Regions from separate parts of the Homo sapiens genome. Here region 2 is linked to region 1. Evidence: chromatin contacts called from ENCODE Hi-C data. All regions are on one chromosome and are shown on one strand. The core of a region is the stretch at or near the end of the contact, and the rest is flanking DNA. Distances in the headings are between cores, read along the strand shown.

Region 1 (3,310 bases), core at 416-2,915:
AAGTAATGTTACCTATTTGACAAACTTCTGTTACACATACTTCATTTCTCCGAAACACAAGTTTTGTAGTCATTTCTACCAATATTCAGCCAGCACTGCTTCTTCTTTTGCTGAAACTGTTGGTTCCACACTCTGGTCCGAACTTAATAGGAAAGACTCACCATAAAAGATAATTAAGAATGGCTAATACACAGTGTGTTGAAATTTGATTTCCTTAAGTTTAATTCCAGAGTTCTGATACACATTAGCATTTAGAGTGCCTAGAATTACAGTGTAGAAGGTGACTAAGTACATTTAAAGATTGTTCCTTTTTGTTGTTATATTACAAAAGATTATAGTTGAGGCAGATCTTGAAATTGCATCTCATCAGCCCAGCAGGTGGTGTGACTCCCATAGGAGAACAGGAAAGGACATGTCCCATAAGGAGGCAACTCAGTCTCTGCTAGCTCACAAGCGTGGTCTCAGTGACCTACTCGAAAGCTATTCTGCTTGTATCATCAGTTCAGCCTCACCTTGGAAAACTCAAGCCCAGTTTTCCCAAATGATTTTTAGAGAATAAGATTTCCAGATGAAAACCAGGGAGCATGTTCCAATTTTTAGTACATCAAGGACCATGTTTTTCCTTGCTACCAGCCCCATTTTCTAATCAGTTAACGCTTCCTGTGATATCTGTAGGGGAAAGGTGTAGTGCAACTGACAGGGAGAGATGAGATCTTAAGCCTCTGCTCATTCATTGGGTGCTGAGTAGCAATGCCTCCCGCGGGCCACAGGAACTTATCTCCGCCGATTGTTACAGCTGGAAGGATGGGGAGATAGCACCATAGATCCACTCCTCATTTTATGGGCAAAGAAGCTAAGGCCTGTAAAAATGGCATGCCCAATGGTACAGGAGTTACAAACACGGTCATAAATATTGGCTCCAAATTTGGCATGGAAGCTTATGTGCTGCTCTAGAGGAGATCTGCTACGATGTGGAGATTGGCTTGTGTGGGTGTGTTTTATTGCTCTTGTCATTTAAAAATACTTTTGATTATTTGTCTTCCATTTTTTTTAGGTTACGAGGAAATCCTTCAAAATGCGTTCTTGTGAAAAACGTGAGAGTGCAAGGAAAGAGGGAGGGATAGGAAGAAGGAAAGAGAAGCAAAAGGTAGGAAGAAAGTGACCTTGGTGCCCTTTTCTAGTCCCCTCCCCCGACTTTCCTGTTCTCCACTGTGCCCATCTCTGGTTTCACCAGGCTCCATTCCTTCCCCAGTTCCCTGTTTCTCACGGCCCTGAAACCAGCCGACAGGGATTTGCATTTTGAAAAACCTTGCGTGGCTGCCGGCGCTGGGCATGCTCAAACGCCCAGAACTGGCTTTTTTCGGCAACTTTGGCAGCTCTCCCACCCCCACCCGAAGGGGCAGGTACGCACAGCTCCCTCCGTGTGAGTAAACGGAAAGAAATTACCCCACTCCCGCCCAGGGCAGAAGGCCACAGCCCCGCGGGGCAGTGGCGCGCCCCGGGGACGCTGCCAGGGGGCGCCAGGCCCTCAGTGGTGGCGCGGCGCCGGGGTCCGGGGCCGGGGGGCGCTGTCCGAGGGCACGTGCGCGGGCGCGCGCTCTGGGAGTGGTCGCGGGGTGGTGGGAGGGGCGGGCAGGGGCGGGGCCGCGGCGGCGCGCGGAGGCCGAGCTCGGCTGGGCTTGGCGAGGCTGCGGCGCGGCCACCGGCGGGAGTGCAGCGGCCACTGTACCCAGAGATTCAAAACCCCAAACCCGGGACTTGGGGGCGCTGAGCCGGGCCGGGAAGCAGAGCCTGGTCGTGAGGAACAGCCGCCCGTTGCTGTCTGCCCCTTTGCGGACAGCGTCTCCCTCGACTCCGCTTAGGAAGTGGTGGGGGCGGCGTGGCCCCCGTCGGGAGGCGTTCGAACGCCCGCTAGGAGAGAGAAAGGATTCCCCTGTGCTTGGAGCCCGCACTCGGGCGCGGAGGGAGCGGCGGCAGGCTCTCGCTTTCGGCACCATGGGCTGCACGCTGAGCGCCGAGGACAAGGCGGCGGTGGAGCGGAGTAAGATGATCGACCGCAACCTCCGTGAGGACGGCGAGAAGGCGGCGCGCGAGGTCAAGCTGCTGCTGCTCGGTAAGGGCGGCCGGGTCGGGGCCCGGGGGTCGGCGGGGGACCGGGTGCGGCGCTGCGCGGCCCTCGGCGTTTGGAAACCCGGAGGGAAGGGGGAGGAAGCGCCCGAGGAGGCTTCTGAGCGGGAGCTGGGTCCGGCGGTGCGGAGGCAAGGCGGGTCCCCCTCTCCCGGTGTCTGGTCTCTCTCCGCCCCGGCGGGCGAGGACTCCCCGCGGCGGGGCGGGCGCGTCACTTCACTCGGATGCTTTCGTGCGACCCAGCAAAGAGCCCAGGCGCGAGTCCGAGGCGGCGGGTCGCGTGGAAACCCTTTGCTTTGAAGTTTAGCTCAGCCTTGTAAAGATGAAGGGGCATTCGCGGCTAGAAAATGAAAACACCCCCCCCCCCGCGCCACCAACCCCCTCCCGGAAAACCCTTCTTCGTGTGCGGTGTAGGTTGTGTTTCGACTGTGGTTTTCTCATGCCCAGAGTGCCACGTTTGGTGAAATCAGTGCACCTTTTGTGGGGCCTCTGAGATGGGGCTGAAGCGTCTTTCCTGTTAACTTCCTATGGCGACTCCTTAAGTGGTCAAGGAGCGCTGATTACATTCCCCCTGCGCTGAGAAAAGGCTGCGCTGGATGCTTGATTTTTCTTGCTGTGGGGGCATGGAAGCCACCCAAGTGGGGTTGGGAAGCTTTGCTTTAGTAGTAGGCAAGGCAGATACTCGAGTGGTGAAAACTGCTGTGAAAGAGCGAGAGGGTCACGCCAGACAACAGGGTTCTGTCTCCGCTGCCACCGTTTCTGATGAATGAGATTTGCCAGGTACACGCAAGGCTTTTATTTGTTCTTAGCACTGTTCTGTTCGTGAAACGCTACGTGGAGGTCTTTTCCAAATGTTTGACGGGGAAGAAAATAAAGAGTAAACCAGGGTTTTCACTGAGGGAAGCATTAGGAAAATCTTTACAGGTTAAGATTCGTGAGTTAGGGTTTTCTTTTGTTTGCATGTTTTCTTCTCACACTCTAGGTATTTAGATAGATGAAAAATTTCTCAGAATCTTCATTTGCATTTCCAAGGACTGCTTGTATTTTTATACCAGTTATAATAAAAAAGAAATGTTGCACAAACCTGTTTTCAGTAAGCTTCTGTTTCATTGGTTTAATGACTGCAGAAAAAATGGTGGGTTTTTTTTCTCCATTACTAGTAGGCTTGGGAGCAGCAAAGTTG
Region 2 (3,310 bases), core at 449-2,948, 780 kb after region 1:
CACTGAAGTCACTGGAATCAGTTATCTGCCATTTTATCCAGATGACCAACAGGCAGTTGTTAAATGATGCAGTTGAAGTAACCATGGACTAGTGCCAAATTCAAACCAATGACCTAGTGGTGAGCAATCCAGTGAGCCATGTATCCACCAATGCATATTTTAAATAAATCAACCAGAATGTGGGCTGTCAAAATTCCCAAAGATAAATCAAAGAGACAGGTGTCACTGCTTCAAACTATAGATATAAAATTGGTACATGCTATTAACTAATATCTGAATCCCAAGGAAGACCAGATAATGTGTTACCATAAACCTACAGGAGCTCTAGTGGCTACATCATGTAAAATAAACTCAGGACCATTAAAGAAACACAATCATTTTGCTTCTACCATAATTACACAATAAAGTGACCCAAGAGTCCAGTAAAGAAATTTATTTTTACAGGTTACAACAATGCTGATCTTCATTATTTGGCTTTTCAAATTAAAATTTCATAGTCAAAATTATTAAATTCTTTGTAAGAACCACTAACAACTGAAAAAGACAGCTTCATTAATACAGAATAAAAAGAATTAAATGGAATATGCAATTTTAAACAAAAATTGTAAGTAGATTTCCTAGGTGGTGCATATGTTATGAGAGTTAGAAATGAAATTGTACGCTTCTTTTACCACACAGATGGAGGAAACTCTAGAGATGTTTGTGTTGGTAATTTTCAAAAGAAACAGTTTCTTCCTGCTTCCACAACCTCTTCACCCTGTCATCCCTAAATTAACTTAGAAAGAAACTGATTTTATGGGTGACTTTCCCTCAGTAATTTACCCCTTGGTTCTGTTGACTTCATAGTTAAAGCCAAAAGAAAAAAACTATTAATATGCCTAACCTTTGTTATGTTTACTGAGCAAGTTGATATTATTTACACATTTTTTTTACATATTGGTATCTTACCTTATATGTTTCTCCCAAAAGTACATATACAACCAATTGCAAAGAATACTGGTGATACAATGGCAGGTGAAACGAAGATAGTCTACAGGGCAATTTGATTTACATCCCACCTAGTGATGAGGAGTGAAAGACTGAAAGCCAAGTGTCTTAAATACACCCCCGCCTCCCCAACAGTATCTTACAACTTCTTCCCTTTAACTCAGACACAGACGTTCCTCTTGGTGTTTTCACTTCTGCTGATCGCAAACTAACAACACATTAAGAAAAGAATTCTCTTATCTCCTCTGGAGCAATTTTGCCTTTGAAGGCACTGTAATACTCAACTTGAAACTCTCCGCAGGTGTCACCGCCTAAAGAAACAACTCGAGCAGGGCTCTCAGCAAGGGGAAAGCTTCCCTGACAAACCGCGTGTGTTCTTAAGAAAATGTCCAGGCTTGAGCATACCAATGTATGAAAAATCAATATACAGGCCAAAAAAGTTATACTTTGCTAAATCTGTAATGCGGAAAATGACCAATTTAGCTTACCGAGGTTGAAAGAAATCAGCACGGAAAAGTCATCAGTTTGCTACCGGGGTTGGATGCGCTTGTGTCTCCAGTCCTTTTCCCAGACGACCTTATTTTCTAGCACGTCGCAAAGGTGAAATTCTTTCTTCCCGGTCCTCTGAGTTTCTTTGTAAAGGAATCTCAGCGCTGCAGTGCCGCGGCACCCGGAGCTCTTCTCCGCGTCGCTCAATCAAGCACCTCGGAGTGAATGGAAAGTGGCCGGAGGCCGGGGGCGAGCGCTCTTGGTGTCCGATTACAGCGCCGCGGCGCGCGGCTCCGGCTGCCCCGGCGCGCCGCCCTGCAGGCTCGCATCACCACCGCGCAGCCCCGGCCGCATCTCCGCCAGCCGCGAGGCCCCACCCCGAGCGCGCCCGCGAGAGCCTGGCAGGGAGCCGCGGGGGCGGACCGGGCGGGGCCGACCCTTAGAGCTCGCGGCTGGCCAGACGCAAGAATGCGCGGCCGCAGGCTGGAGCCCTAGCTCCGCAACCCTGCTCCTTTCGCAGTCCGCGGCGGAGTGAGCAACTTGCTGGGTGCGCTCCACGGTTTTTGTTGCCGGCGGCTCTCGAAGACTTACACAGGCTTTGCCTGGCCGTAAATATCAAAGTGCAAAGCAGTTGTGGTTTTTTATTTTTGCCAGGGAAGGATCACTGCAGCCTTTTAAGGCAAAGAGATGCGTTTTTAAAAGGACGTGAGTTTTGTCCTTATTCTGCTGCGTTTTTTTTTTGTTTTTTGTTTTTTGTTTTTTGTTTTGTTTTTGGAGAGGGAATCTCACTCTGTCGCCAGGCTGGAGTGCAGTGCAGTGGTGTGATCATGGCTCACTGCAACCTCCGCCTCCCGGGTTCAAGCGATTCTCCTGCCTCAGCCTCCTGAATAGCTGGGACTACAGGCTCCCACCACCACGCCCAGCTAATTTTTGTATTTTTAGTAGAGACAGGGCCAGGATGGTCTGGATCTCTTGACCTAATGGTCCGCCCGCCTCAGCCGCCCAAAGTGCCGAGAGCCACCGCGCCGGGCCTCTGTTGCGTGTTTTCTAAAACAGGTCAAGATAAACGACAATCTTGTTGCACAAGTGTATCCTTTTAATGGGTATTGTTTCCTATTGAGTTTCCTTAATGCCCTGAAAGCAGTAATTCTGTTGACCCCTCCACGTTGACTCATATCCAGTACGTTGTCCCCAACCATACTCCCAAACATAATTACACGAAGAAATTATTTGACAATTCTATGTGGAGAGGCTGTTCTGAGTTATGCCAACAGATTGCCATAACCACACATCTACAGAAATACATCAGAGGTATTTTTCCAGCATTACTTTCAGGTACACTCGTTAAACTCTGGAACTGACTTTGATGTTTAAGTGAAAATTACTTCTCCGGACCACAATAAACTAGATGTTTAAACATCGGGAGAAATGAGCTTTGATCCCCATAAAACAAGCAGGCACTTGCTTAAAATCACTGTGGGGCACAGCCCAGCAGATGTCACTCTACAGAAGGAACGTGGAGTGTAATATCTCCACCTTATACCTGACAATTCACATAATGAAACAATCATTAAATTCTTATAAACTGTATCATAGAAAACCCCTCTGGGGGTGCAAAATCATTGTTCAGTGGGAAAGTTGAATGAAATCTCAGGTAGGAGGAAGAGGTGAGTGAGACACATCTTTCATGTGTCTGGGGCCCACCTCTTGTGTTCAGTAAACATACACGTGTCTCAGACTCACGCTGCATAGTCAAGGAACGAAGGATCAAGTCAAATAATGCAAATTTATGAGTTCAAAAATACTATTCCAGGGCTAATATTATCTCCAAACG

What was found. Hi-C counts contacts between places; a loop is a spot of excess contacts on that map. Pooled maps may share reads with other maps.
Region 2: a loop to region 1 is called in a pooled map, with 5 times the contacts of the local background. The contact joins the promoter of SEMA3C here to the promoter of GNAI1 in region 1. A Hi-C loop is called at or near these places in 6 of 50 pooled maps.

The regions. Positions count from the first base shown.
Region 1 is chr7:80,133,166-80,136,475 of GRCh38, forward strand. It overlaps GNAI1 (G protein subunit alpha i1), which reads left to right and starts at 1,666. Exons shown (of 8, transcript NM_002069.6): 1 at 1,666-2,113. The coding sequence starts at 1,996.
Region 2 is chr7:80,917,353-80,920,662 of GRCh38, forward strand. It overlaps SEMA3C (semaphorin 3C), which reads right to left and starts at 1,699. Exons shown (of 18, transcript NM_006379.5): 1 at 1,476-1,699. RefSeq lists an enhancer at 1,219-1,288 and a silencer at 1,836-1,965.